Regions from separate parts of the Mus musculus genome. Here region 2 is linked to region 1. The links are chromatin contacts, found by POLR2A ChIA-PET in ENCODE. All regions are on one chromosome and are shown on one strand. Each heading gives the region's core, a stretch centred on a gene start or an enhancer-like site at or near the end of the contact. The rest is flanking DNA. Distances are from core to core; before and after follow the strand shown. Region 1 holds the start of Bcl7a (B cell CLL/lymphoma 7A). Region 2 holds the start of Mlxip (MLX interacting protein).

Region 1 (6,966 bases), core at 2,281-4,780:
TTCATAGTAGTAACAGCTTTTTCAGGATCTGTAGTCATTTGTATAAAATAGAGTCATCTAGCACACTCCATTTAAAAAAAAAAAAAGCAAGATCCTAGCTAATAGCACAGTTCTGTTTCTGTTGTGTTAGCTTCAGCATGTGTGAACTTGACTATGAATGAAAATTAAACCTGAGCCCTACCGAGTGTGGCAGCTCATGCTTGCAATTCTAGTGAAGGTACAAGGGTGAGGAGTTCAAGGCTATCCTCAGCTACTTGGTGAGGCTAGCCTGAGCTATATGAGGCCCCATAGGAGGGAAAGAGGAGGACTAAGAAAGGTGGGGGGGGGAGGAGGGGAGAAGAAGAAATAATACGGTGTCTGACCTAGTCAAAGAGAGCGAGGCATAGAACAAGAAAATATGACACTGTGAACAAGATCCAGCAAAAAACGTTAGTCATCAGATACAGTCTATAAAACAGCCGAGTTCTGTTGAAAGAAAGAAGCTTAAAAATATCTGCTGGGAGGGGGGGTATAAAAATGACATACTAGATTTATAAAGAACATTTGTAGTAAGCTTTATGGTTTAATCAGGGATCAAAAATATAAATACCTTCAGGGTATAGACAGCAAGCTGAAGTCAGGTAGTTTTCATGGAGCAAACCGGTTGTCACCTGAGCGGCTTGAAAGGCGAGGGCGGCTGTGTAGAACTCTGGCTGGGTCTAACGCATTTGGATTCCTTTTCATAATAGTCAAACTCAGGTAACATCACATCGACCATTATAAACATTTTTCTCCCTTGTGTGTGTGTGTGTGTGTGGTCTGCATGTGTGTATGCACATTTGTATGCGTGGTGTGGGTGCAGATATACCTGGGACGGCATGCATATCCAGGGCAATCCATGTCTGGAATCATCCTCTGTCTGGCTTATTTACTGAGGCAGACTGGCTCAATCAAATCCAGAGCTTGTAGTATGGCTAATCTCACTAGCCAGCTTGTTCTGAGGAATCGTTTGTCTCTGCCTTAAAGATTTATTTATTCATTTTATGTATGTGAGTATACTGTAGCTGTCTTCAGACACACCAGGAGAGGGCATCAGATCCCATTACAGATGGTTGTGAGCCACCATGTGGTTGCTGGGATTTGAACTCAGGACCTCTGGAAGAGCAGTCAGTGCTCTCAACCACCATCTCTCCAGCCCTGTCTCTGCCTTTTAAGACTTTGGAATTACAGGCCAGTTGCCATGTCTACCAAAAATTTCCCTGGGGATCTTTGTGCTTCTGTGGCAAGTGACTAACCACTGAGCCATGTGCCTGGCTCATTATAACCATTTTAAAGTACAATGTTCAGTGACATGGGACATATATCTCTACATAGGTCCAGAAAACTTTCTTTATTACAAACAAACAAAAAAACAAAAACAAAAGCAAAAAACAAAAACAAAAACAAAAACAAAAAAAACCCCACTGGCCATCATTCCCTGCTCCCTGCCCCAGCTCCTGCCTAGTCTAGGAAACTCCTGTAAGTGGGGTCATACAATCTTTGTCCTTATATGCCTACATCTTTCTACTTAGCATGCTTTCACACATTTTTAGAGGTATTGGTATTGCTTTTATCAAGGAATAATAATACCACTGAAAAGACATCTGTTCATCAATTGGGATTTGGATTTTTAGTATTCTTACATTTCATTTAGGGTGTGTGTATGTGTGTGTGAGTGTGCGTGTGGTATGTAAACATGTGCTGATCCAAGGACAACTTTCACGGGTTCTGTTTTCCACAGCGTGAGTTCTGAGACCTGAACTCTTGCCTGCAGGCTTGGCAGCAAACACATTTACTAAGACATCTTGCAGACCAGATATTCGGACTTTTGATATATCTTATTTAAATACACACACACACATACATATATACACATATATTCTATGTGGGAATTGTGGTGTAGCACTTGCCTAGCATACACAATTTCTGCACTAAACAAAAATGAATTCCCTGGGGTCCAAGCACATATCTGATGATCAAATACAGAGGGTCAAATGCATGAGACTTCGGATTTATGGCACATTTTTCAATCCATCACAGAACGATTCTTTGACATATTTGTGGGGTGTGTTATTTTGTTTTGAGACAGGGTTTTCTTTTTGTGGCCCTGGCTGTCCTAGAACTCACTACTATGTAGACCAGACTGGCTTTGAGTCTTGAATACATAGAATCGGCCTGCTTCTGCTTCCCAAGTGCTGGGATTAAAGGTGTGTACCACCACTGCCTGGCTCCATTGTTTTGTTGTTGTTGTTGGTTTTTTGCTTTTGTTTGTTTTGGTTTGGGTTGTTTTTTTGTTTTGTTTTGTTTTAAGACAGGGCCTCACTATGTAGTCCTGGAACTACCTACATAAACCAGGTTGGTCTTGAACCACAGATCTCTACCTGCTTCTGCCTGGAATTAAAGGAGTGGGCTACCACATCTGATTGTTGTTCTTATTTTTAAATTTTCGCTTTAGGACCGTGCGTTTAAAGTGGTTAAAAGAAGCCTGGGGGAAATTTCCCCAGATTCTCACACCCATTTCCCCACTAGCTCCCTCTACCAAACCCCTGCAACCCCCCCAGACTTCAGGGGGAGATGCTTGGTACTAGAATCATGGCAGTCACAGATGAAGGTCACTGCTGCAACCTTCAATAACTCCTTGACTCAGTTTGTCCATCTGTGAAATGACTGATGTTGCGCTAGTTCCTCTCCAGGTAGCAGCTCTCTCACTTCAGGTCATCTCTTTTCCCAGCATTCACGTGGACAAGCATTCGCTCTGGTCCAGTCTGTGTAGCCGCAACTGCACACCCACCTGTCCCTATACTGGGTGACCGCGGTAGATCCTGTCACCCAGCTCTGTCCTAGGGTAGGGAGACAGCCTCTCATAAGTCCTTCTGTGTTGGGCCAGTCTAGTTTACCTGCTGCTCCGGGTCATTACACTGCACTTCCACCAGGAGCCGTTTAAGATTAAATTGTCATTTTCGGTCAAACCCCAGGGAGGTTGATCCGTGACTGGGACAACTTATCTCTAAGGGAAAGAAAGCCCAGAGACAATGTCAATTGCCACCGGGTTCGGGCACCTTTCCTACGACTCTAGTTTAAGCATGGGGAGGAGACGTTCTAGCTCGCACATTTTAACAGGGCAGCTGGCCAGAGACCGGCGCCTCAACTCTTTCTAAGATCACCTCGCGTCCCGAACCGCCGCCTCCAACTCTTGAGAACTCAAACGCCCGACAAGAAACTTGCACGATCGCGCCCGCGGCCACCAACCCGAGCCAGAGCACCCACGGCCTGCAGTCTGCCATCCCCAGGGTGTGTGTCTTGGGGGGGGGAGGGGCCCCCCATCGCACCTGCGGCCTCTGGGTGAGTCCTGGCGCGGGCCCGTCCCGCGTGCTGGGAGGTCGGGGTTACCCGGGAGAGCTTTCCCAGAGTGAGGTCCCCGAGGCTCCCCGGGGAGGGCGGCGGCACCCGGAGGCCGCACTGCTGGCGGCCGCGCCGCTCCCCCTCGCTCTGTGCAGCTGCCGCCCCGGCGCTTGCGCACTGGGCCCCGGGCGCGCGGCGGCACCAGGCTTTGTGTGTGCGCGTATGTGTGTGAGTGTGTGTCTGTGCGCGAGTGAGAGAGCGGGCGAGTGTGGCGAGCAGGACCCGGCGGGCGCGCTCCCCCAGCCTCCCTCTCTCTCTCTCTTTCCTCTCTCTCTCCCTCCCCGCCAGAACCATGTCGGGCAGGTCGGTTCGAGCCGAGACCAGGAGCCGGGCCAAAGATGATATCAAGAGGGTCATGGCGGCTATCGAGAAAGTGCGCAAATGGTAAGCCGAGGCGCCTGCTCGCTCTCTCGCTCGCCCCGGCTCGCTGCACCGCGTCGCGGCCGCCAGCAAGCCCGGACCCAGCGCGTAGAGCGGCGGGGCGCAGCGGCCCCGGGCCCGGAGTTGGCGAGGGCGCGCGGCCGGGGTCACCTGCGCCCCGCGGGGGCTGCGTCCGCTGCCCAGGTGTGCTTGGCGCCGGTCACCCACCTGGCGCGGCGGCGGCGAGAGCGGCGGCGGCGGCGGCAGGAGCCCGGAGCTCGGAGCTCGGCTCTCGGGAGAGGGGGGTTCGCAGCCGGCCCCAGAAGCCATTTCGTTTTTTTGTGCAAGTCACATGAAAGCGGCTTCCCGCGCGCCGGGGCCGTGATGCCGGCGGCGGCGGGCAGAGCGCGAGCTCCATTGTGCAGCGCGGAGCGGGCCGCCGTCTCCTCCCGGGGCGGCGCGGCGCCGGTGTCCCCCCCCCCCAACACACACACACACACATACACACACACATCCTACGCCCCGACCCGCCCGCAGCTCCCCGCCTCCCAGGCCTCGGCGCCCTCGAGTCTGCGGAGTTTGCAGAGCGCGAGCCGTTTAAATTTAGCGCTTTGGGCAGCCTGGAGCGAGGGCTCCGGGCGAGGAAGGAAGATGGGGGCGAGCGCTAGGAAGGCGGTGGCGCGGCCGGGGCGCGGAGCACCCACGGCTCCCACGCGCTCCGCGCGGCACCCGAAGCTCGGGGAGCGCGATGTTTGCATCCAGAAGCCAAGTCCTGGGCCGTGTCTTGCCTCCTTCTTGCTGGAGCTGGTGTTTGTTTTGCGGAGAGAACGAGCGACCGTTGTTTTTGTTCTCTGCACTGGGGGAGGAGGAGACCGCGAGATTCGGTGTGGGCCGTGCGTGTTTTTCAAGCTCAAATTAGATCCTGCCCGGCGTGGCCTCGTTATAATTAGTAGGATGGAACATTTTCTCGGCCCTCGTCGGGATCTGACACCGAGGCGGCCCCAGAGGCCAGGCCTGAGGCGCCAGTAGTCCACCACCAGGTTGGGTCAGACTTGTTGAAAACTCCCTGCTCCCTGATTTTAACTTTATTACGGTTTTTTTCCCACGGCTTCATCTGGGTCCGAGAGGGAGAGGAGCAGCTGCGAGGGTGTCCCCAAGTGTCAGCAGCCGCTGGCTGGATCTGTCCTTTATAGGAACTGGCTAGGCTCCACTGCAGGCTGGGTTGTTTTTTTTTTTTTTTTTTTGGGGGGGGGGGTCATTTCTTGAGTAACGCCTCTGTTGTTGTTGTCCTTTTTTTTTTTTTAAACACTACTGGGGACCTGTCTCCGGTTTGATGGTGTCACAAGTTAGCTGTCCTTTCAGAGTGAAACCCAACAAAAAAGGCAACGAGAAAAATCAATAAAGTCCACGTGCTCCCGGGCCTCCTATGGAAAGGGCTGTCTGCGGATGGCCGGATGCCCGCCGTGGGCTGGGTTTGGCTCCAATGGGACAAAGAATTTTCACAACCGTGAGAAGGGGAGGCTTTCCAAAGTTGAGATCCAAGTCCTGGGTGCCGGGGAGCTCCCCGCTGAGCAGGGCGACCAGTGCCCAACTGCAGCCATTTAAAAATGGCAGAAACAGCTGCAGGCCAAAACACAGGAAAACCAGCACCTTGGCCCCTCTCCTGTGGGACTCTCAAGGGAAGGCTGGGGTGGCACCCCTCCCTGGCCTCAGTCCCCGGTGCAAAGAAAGAACTGATAGCAGGGCAAGAGTCCCTTCTGTCTGTCACCCGCCTGGAGGGTAGAAAGGGGCCGGTGTAAGCTCCCTTTCTGGTCCTGGAGCCGTGACAGCTGCGGCTGGGTCTGCCAGCTGCTCTGCTGGGCGGGCAGATGGAGGGTTGGGGCTTTCCACCCTGCGGGCCCCAGAGCAGCAGGCCTGGAGGCTTCATCTTCCATGCTAGCGGGTTCACAGCCTGCCAAGCCTGGGAGTGCAGTGGGGGATGTGGCCGCTTTCTACCCTATGTTCTTTTGGGAGAAATAAGTATATCATGACCTCTAAAGACTCCAGGCCTTTTGGGATCTCCTGCATGAGTTTCTACTTCACTTCCTAGCAGTGACCTTGGGCAAAATACGAAACTCAGTTCCTTGACTCTGTCAACTAGGGGACTCCGGGCCCCCCCTCCCCTTCCAGAGCTGTTGAGGACTGGCTAGTCCGGTAGAGTCACTGGAGTACACAGGGGCCCTTATGTAAGGTGGACTTTGTAGAAATTTTGATTTGCTTCCCTCCCCATCTTAAATAGAGACGGAGGGGTCTTCCTTGAGTCATTAAATCTGGTCTTGCCCTGTCTGTAACAGCAATCTTGCAATCAACCCCTGAAGGCTTTGGGGGTTGTTTATTAACCGTGGGCACCAACCATGCATTTCACCACTGGCTAGGACATGGGGCTGCCAGAAATGAAAATGAAAAAACACAGAACATCCAGGTAAATTTGAATTTCAGATAAACAACAAAGTGATTTTTAAAAAATAAACCGTTCCCCCTGGGTGCGTGCCTATAACCTTTGGACTTGTAAGGTAGAGGCAGGAGAACCAGGTGTTCAAGGCTAGCCTCAGCTACATACTGAGCTCAAGGCTAGCCTGATCTACATTCAAGCTTGTCTCAAAAATATAAATTAAATAAAAAATAAAATGAATGCACAGGGCTCTGGGTTTTGTCCTTAGACTGTACACACACACAAAACACACACACACACACACCCCTTTATGTAAGTAGTATATCCCATGAAATATTTGAGACACATGCCAAAAAGTTATCCATTTATCTGAAATATTCAGAATCAGTGAGGAACTCTGTATTTTATGTAGAGGAGAGCTAAGGTGTCTGGTATTCCATCCGGCCTGAAAGCCCAGGGAGGTATTTTTTTTTAATACCCCTACCCTTCCTCTGCCCTGCAGAAGAAGCCGGCATGACCTGCGCACTGCCCCACCCACAGTTTGCAGCTTCCACTCCTTCCCCTTCTGCCTGGTGTCCCAGCAGAGCAGGTTAGTGGGGGTGTAAGGTAGCCAGAAGATGGCTGAGGGAGAACAATGTGGTAGGTCCCTTTTTGGGTCAGGCTTGGGAGGCCCAGTGGGAGGGAAAAAGACAAAGGGAGGTCAGAGCTTTCACGGTAGACACCCGTCTAGGACCTGTCATCTTGGTCCAGGAAGT
Region 2 (6,966 bases), core at 2,624-5,123, 50 kb after region 1:
CATCACCAGGGGGGACCAATTTGAAGATCTGATCGCCGGTGTAGCCTTACCCTCATAGACTGCTGCATTCTTTCAGAGTATATTGGGTGGGCACAGGGAAAGATAGTGTCATTGGAACCCAAGTTGACTGGAACCAAGCCATTTAGGAAAGCGACTTATTTTGGTCTCTGCAGCTTTGAAGAGAGGTGAGACAGGCTAAGGTAGGTAGACAGACAGATACTCCTTGCGTGATTGACATGCCTCCGCAGACTCAGGCAGGCAAGGAATGGAAGCAGCTATGCTAGGCTTGTTTTGCTTTTAGTTCTCTCTGAGACCAAAGTGAGAAGTCAATACTTGCAGCGGGTAGTTTTGGCTGCCCGCTTGCTTTGTGCTCCTGGCCAGCCGCATGCCCGTACCCATCCAGGAGCTATCTCGGATCTTCGAATAGAACACACACACACACACACACACACACACACACACACACACACACACACGCAGAGAGACAGAGAGAGAGAGAGAGAGAGAGTGCGCGAGAGAACGGTTTTTCTTAAAATGCTTTGGCTAACTCAATGACTGAGCACTCCTTGAATTTCCCCTGCTACTTGGGGAAGTAGCGGCCACTTCCCGGAAATCTCACATGGCTGGTTGGCTTTTTCTCTTCCTCTACTGCATCCCCTTCTCCTCTCTCAGTCCTCCCAATTCTCTCTGCAACCTACCATACAACTCTCAGTGTCCCGCCCCATGCTCAGTCATTGGCTACTGGCAACTTTATTGATAGATCAAGAACCAATTGAGGGCAAGAACCTTCAGCATCAGTAAACACAGATTCCTGATTAAATCAAAGCATCCAAACGACCCCCTGCAAATACTTTTTCTTTTCAAAAGCAGTTTGATATGACATCACATCAGCACAATGATGTGATTCAGTTGCACACACATCCTTAGGATAACCTTTTCTTTAAAGACTTATCATTATTATTTCTTTATTATATGTGTGTGTGTATGTCTTCCGTATGGGCTTATATATGAAATTATTTTTGTAAAGATTTATTTACTTATTATATTAAGTACACTGTAGCTGTCTTCAGACACACCAGAAGAGGGCGTCAGATCTCATTACGAATGGTCGTGAGCCACCATGTGATTGTTGGGATTTGAACTCAGGACCTTCGGAAGAGCAGTCAGTGCTCTCAACCACTGAGCCAGCTCTCTAGCACCAAAATTATTTTTAGAAATGTAAAACAAGCAAGTCAACAAACATGGCCAACATAGGTAGAGCCTGACCTGCTAGGAAGGCAGAGGCAGGGGAGTCATCTGTGGCCAGGACTAGCCTGGTATACAGGCTAGTCTTATGGCCACTTGATACAAGCTAGAGTCATTTTGGGAGCAGGGACCTCATCTGTAAAAATGCTCCCATTAGATTGTCTTGTGGTGCATTTTCTTTTCTTTTTTTTTTTTTAAAGATTTATTTATTTATTATATGTAAATACACTGTAGCTGTCTTCAGACACTCCAGAAGAGGGCATCAGATCTTGTTACAGATGGTTGTGAGCCACCATGTGGTTGCTGGGATTTGAACTCCGGACCTTTGGAAGAGCAGTCGGGTGCTCTTACCCACTGAGCCATCTCACCAGCCCCCTGTGGTGCATTTTCTTGATTGATAATTGATATTAGATGGTCCAGCTCACTGTGGACAGTGTTACCTCTGGGCTGGTCGTCCTGGGTGCTACAAGAAAGCGGGCTGAGCAAGCCATGAGAGAGCAACCCAGTCATCAGAACTCCTTCACGGCCTCTGCATCAGCTCCTGCATCCAGGTACCGCCCTGATTAAGTTCCCACCCTGATTTTCTACAGTGATGGACCGTACTGTGGAACTGTAAGCTGAAATAAGCCCTTTCCTCCCCAAGTTGCTTTTGGTTTCTCACAGCTATAGAAAGCCTGAGAGACCTGGGCAAAACAGAAAAACATCAATCATTTATGTATTTATCTTTTGAAACATGGTCTCCTTACATAGCTCCGGCTGTCCTAGAACTCACTCTGTAGACCAGGTTGGCCTTGAATTCATAGAGATCCTCCTGCCTCTGCCTCCCAAGTGCAGGAATTAAAGGCATGTACAGTATACCTGGCACCTAGGCTAATCTTACACTGCTTTCTGAGTGTTCCCTGTAGCTAGGGAACTACCTAGGCCAGCCATAACCCCCATTATATTTTCAGGTGTTTTTTTTCTCCATCACTTTTAAATATAATTACATACATGAGTACTGTATTTACACCATTTCCACTCCCCAACCCCCACCCAACTCCTCCCTTGTCTTTTTCTCACTCCCTTTGAAATGTGACCTCTTCTTTAATTATTATTTTTAAACATGCAGGCACACACACATGTATAAATATAGCCTGCTGAGTCCTTTTAGTATTGATAGGATGTGTTTAGAAAAGGTGACTATGTGGGGTTGGAAAACCCATCTTCTCCCTGGAGAATAACTCTTTCTCTCTCTCCCCCCCGCATCATTAGTTGCCTGAACTCCATTTAAGAGGGGGTCTTGTGAGATTTCCCCCATCCATCTTGGGATGTCAACTGGTGCTGCAATTTTGTAGTTCTTGTTTAGACCATGGAGATTTCACAGGTGTAGCTTCCTTGTCATATACAGAAGACACCCTGATCTTTTCCCCTCTTATAATCTCTCGTGGTGGTTACAAGGCCAGCCTTGTCTACATAAGGACTACATGTAGAGATTCTGTCTCCAAACAAAATCTTTTATTTATTTATTTTTACCTTTATTTATCGTGAGAAGCGCAGATGCCACAGTGGGGTTGGGGTGGTCAGAGATTAAGTTGTTGGGAGTCTTCTATCTTGTGGGTCCCACGGGTTGGAATGAAGGTCAGACTTAACAGCAAGTGCTTTTATTTACCTACTGAACCATCTCACTGGATTTCCTAAAATATAAAATAAAATAAAAGTGTCTTTGAGACAGGGTATCATGCAGTTCAAACTAACCTAGAATTTGGGGAACTTCTGATCCTCCCACCTCTGCTCCCCTCCTGTTAGGATTGCAGGCACGCGCATGTGTTACCATGACTGGCTCATTGCTATTTTTAGGTTGACACAACTTTCTGAGACCTAGGAATTGCAGTAAAGACAACTAGGCTCCAAACTTCCCCTTTGGAATTTGGCTTCTGGGCCAAACTTCCAAACAATAGCGACAGTATTTTGATTTGTGGCTGAAGTTGTTGGGTCTGGAGGCAGACAGCTAGGCTCCTGCAGAACTCTACTACTGTTTAAGAGCGGTGATGCCCAGGAGCCATGCCTTAACCCGGGAGAGTCAGTTTCTGCCCCTAAGGATGTGATGATTCTGTGAGCCTTGCTCTTGGGTCTTGTTGGAACCTTAGGCACACCCCTTAGAGTGTAGGTAACTCAATCTTCTCATCAACAAAATGGGGACGGTAGACAAAATCAGGAAGGCTTTTGAGGACTCAGTTCCGGGTATGGAGGGAGAAAGCTGGCCTAATGTGGGGGAAGGAGCTCCACCCCTACCCACCACGTGGAGTGCCCTCCTTGCCCGCAGTGAGGCCGCAGGGCTATTCCCAAGCTCCGGGCGTGGCGGAGGCGGGGCAGGGGCTGGAGCCAGACTAGTTGAACAGACAGCCAATGCCGCCCTGAGCCCAGGCTCCCCGAGAGGCGCGGCCTGGCTTTCTCGTCTCTCTACTCCAGGGCCAGCCGGAGGGGAAAGAGGACAGCCAGGGGCCGGGCGTGGAGGCGTGGCCTCCGGCTTTTTTTTTTTTTTGTCCGCCCGGAGAAGAAAAGCTTCCTCCTGCACCTTTAAGAGGCAGAGGCGAGCATCCGATTGGCCAAGACGACAGTGACGTTACGAGGAGGCCCGCGCCCTCCCCCTCAGGCCGCGCGTTCCCGGGCAGTCTGCGCGAGGGCCGGGCCGGGTCGGGCCGGCGGCCCCCTCCGTTCCCCGTGCTTCTCCGCTTTACGTCGCCCCGGCTCCCGGGGGATGCCCCGGACCAGGTTCTCCTCATGGCTGCCGACGTTTTCATGTGTTCGCCGCGCCGGCCCCGCAGTCGGGGCCGTTCGGTGCTGCTCAAGCCTCAGGTGCCCGAGGACGACGACGACTCGGACACAGACGAGCCGTCTCCGCCGCCCCCCTCCGGCGTGGCCACTTCAGCCCGGGCCCACGCGAGCGCCGCGCCGCTGCCGCCTCGGGCCGGCCCGGGCCGCGAGGAGCCTCCGCGCCGACAGCAGATCATCCACAGCGGCCACTTCATGGTGTCCTCTCCGCACCGCGAGCACCCGCCCAAGAAGGGCTATGATTTCGACACGGTCAACAAGCAGACGTGCCAGACCTATAGCTTCGGCAAGACCAGCTCCTGCCACTTGTCCATCGATGCGTCGCTCACCAAGCTCTTCGAGTGCATGACCCTGGCCTACAGGTAGGGGACCCGGTGACGCCCCCACCCGACTCCCAGACCTGGCCGAGCCCCATCTTCACCCCGGTCTCTCTTGAACAAAAACCCAGCTTGGACCTTTGGCTTCACACTGTCCCTTTGGAAATTCCTTCTAGGACGATTTGTGAGTCTGGGGTCTCCACCATGGAGAGAGGCGCCAGGGTTCCGGCCTTGTAGCCCTGTCAGCCGGTCGTTCCTGGGTTCTTCCGGCTTCGTGTTCCCCATCCAGGCCCTCCCCTCCTCCAATGCCCGTGGTCACCGGTTTTAGACAAGAGTTAGGTGTAGCTACAGGCTGTGTGTTGTTGTTTTCCTCCTTTTCTTTTGGCTCTGTGGACCCCTTCCTTCTATTGCTTTGTGTGTTTACAGCAACACCCAACGGTTAAGATCACCTGTCCAGGGTGGCTAGGGCGCTGGCTGCACTATCTTAATGATTGTGTAACGCCTTGGAGCCTGTTTCCTTGTCTATAAAGGGGGGCGGGGTGGGGGGTGACAGTAGTGTTGACCTCTAGGGGGCTGCTTCAGGGAAGGGTTGAGATAGGCCGAGTGGGTTTTTAGGTGCTGCTTAAATGTGAGTTACTTTTCCTGATTGTCCATGCATCTGGAGCCTGGGTTCTCTTACATCTCCTTTACAGGGAAATTCTGAGGCAGGACCCTTTGCACACAGTGGACTTGTGGAGTTTATTTTCCTGGGAAGTTGGAATTTGTTTTTGTTTTGTTTTGTTTGTTTGTTTCCTTTTTGAGCCAGGGTCTTTTGAGCAGATGCTGGCTGGCCTTGAACTCCTCCTGACTGCCCTGCCTCCGCTTCCCAAATTCTGTGATCACAAACATATGCCTCTCATGCCCACATCTGGCTAGAGGGTTTTCTGACTGACCCTAAAAACTTATGTGTGAGATGTCAGTAGGGCTGACATCCCAGACACTGCCCTGAAACGGGGAATTCAGCTTTGGACAGAGATCTCTTTTGAACGTCATAGAAATGCCTTTCCTTGGAGGGCTAGCCTTTCTTTCTACCCTCTTACTCTTCCCCAGTATGTCTTCTAGGCAGGCATTTTAGGCAAGTTTTCTGCCTCAGCCAGAGACCTTCTCTGAACTGCTAGTGATTAGAGCAGCCCATATGGGTGGTAGCTTCAAGCAGGACCCACACTGACTGGGCTTGCTTTAGCAACTATACTGGCTTTGGCTTCATGAGAGTCCTGATGCACAGCTGGCAGCCTAGAGAAAATTTCCCAGGTTACTCCGAAGACCATGGAAAGAAGCACAGGACCACTCCTAGGGTTTTTTTTGTGTGTGTGTGTGTGTGTTACCTTGATACCTATGTATCCAGGAGCTCACTATATAACCTGGACTGGCCCCAAACTTGCAGTAAGTAATCCTCCTGCTTTAGCTTCTCAAGTGTTGGGATTACAGGTGCTGCCATGGCTAGCCCTGTTTTGGGTTTTGGTTTTACTTAATTTCTAAAGCTAGCCTGCAAAGTAGTAGGTTTTAGCAAGCCGTTTTCATTCATAAGGATTACATTCATAAGGATTCATAAGGTTTTTGTTATCGTTGCTTTGTTTTCTTGAGACTGGTCTTGCTGTTATCCAGGAGGCTGGTCTTAAATTCATGGTTTCAAGCAACCCTCCTTCCCCCCACCCCCAACCCTCGCCTCTCTCTCAGGGTGGTAGATAATAAGCCCCGATAATCGAAATTAAAAGCATTACTCAATTGCCTGAAGTTAAAATACTTGATAGTTGGCTCTGCATGGCATTTTCCCTCCCTGGAATAAGTGATTAGTCAACTTGTTCCTTTGTTATGTTTCTGAAATGCACCCTCACCCCCATTTCCTCTTGTGGAGGTTTCCCTGATGGCTTATTCCTGTAGCATAGCTCTTCCTTCTGTCACCTTTACGTGGCATATTGGTCAGCCTCCGCTTTGACTCTTAGACCTTGCCAGGTTGAGCTGGCCCCGAGCCTGGGGAGGTACTCTTGTTTTTAAATGGACAGCTGACAGTGAAGTCGCAGTCCCTCACTCTTGAGCATTTATGTTGGAATCAGAATCAGACTCATTTAGATTACAGCATAAACTAGTCTCTGGGAAATGCTTTTCAAACAAAATCAGGGCCAAAGGACAGGAATGTGTTCTTATTAAGAGAACTTAATCCTTTTTTCTTTTAATTTAATATAAACTTCTGCATGTATAGGGAGAGAAAGCTGCTTGAGCCACTGGAGGCTCAGGCTAGAAATTCTCACTGAGTAAGCTCTGCTAAAGGAAAAATAAGCCAGTGTCCCTTTGTGCTCTATTGGAATAACCTAGAAATAACACCAACCGAATAATCCCATCATTTTGGCACCTCACCTTTTCTGAGTTAATTTTCTTGACTGCAGAATGCATCACTAGTTGGATACAAGAAGCTTACTTGCTCTTTGGTATCTCCAGCCCCCGTTCAGAAGCCTCTTTAGCTTGCCCTTGCATGGGGTCAGAACCTTCACTTCTTTTCCAGGTTTTTCCTGCTTGGGCTGGAAGGAAGGCCAGTTGGGTCTTCTATGTGACTGTT

The links. ChIA-PET counts read pairs that join two places held with the same protein, here RNA polymerase II (POLR2A).
Region 2: POLR2A ChIA-PET joins it to region 1 with 46 read pairs in Patski. The contact joins the promoter of Mlxip here to the promoter of Bcl7a in region 1. POLR2A ChIA-PET finds 5 or more read pairs at or near these places in 5 of 5 experiments (Patski and embryonic stem cell).

What each region holds. Positions count from the first base shown.
Region 1 is chr5:123,340,918-123,347,883 of GRCm38, forward strand. Bcl7a (B cell CLL/lymphoma 7A) reads left to right here and starts at 3,531. Exons shown (of 6, transcript NM_029850.3): 1 at 3,531-3,804. The coding sequence starts at 3,713. It overlaps Gm15860 (predicted gene 15860), which reads right to left and starts at 4,225. Exons shown (of 2, transcript NR_165267.1): 1 at 4,009-4,225.
Region 2 is chr5:123,390,925-123,397,890 of GRCm38, forward strand. Mlxip (MLX interacting protein) reads left to right here and starts at 3,874. Exons shown (of 17, transcript NM_133917.3): 1 at 3,874-4,418. The coding sequence starts at 4,006.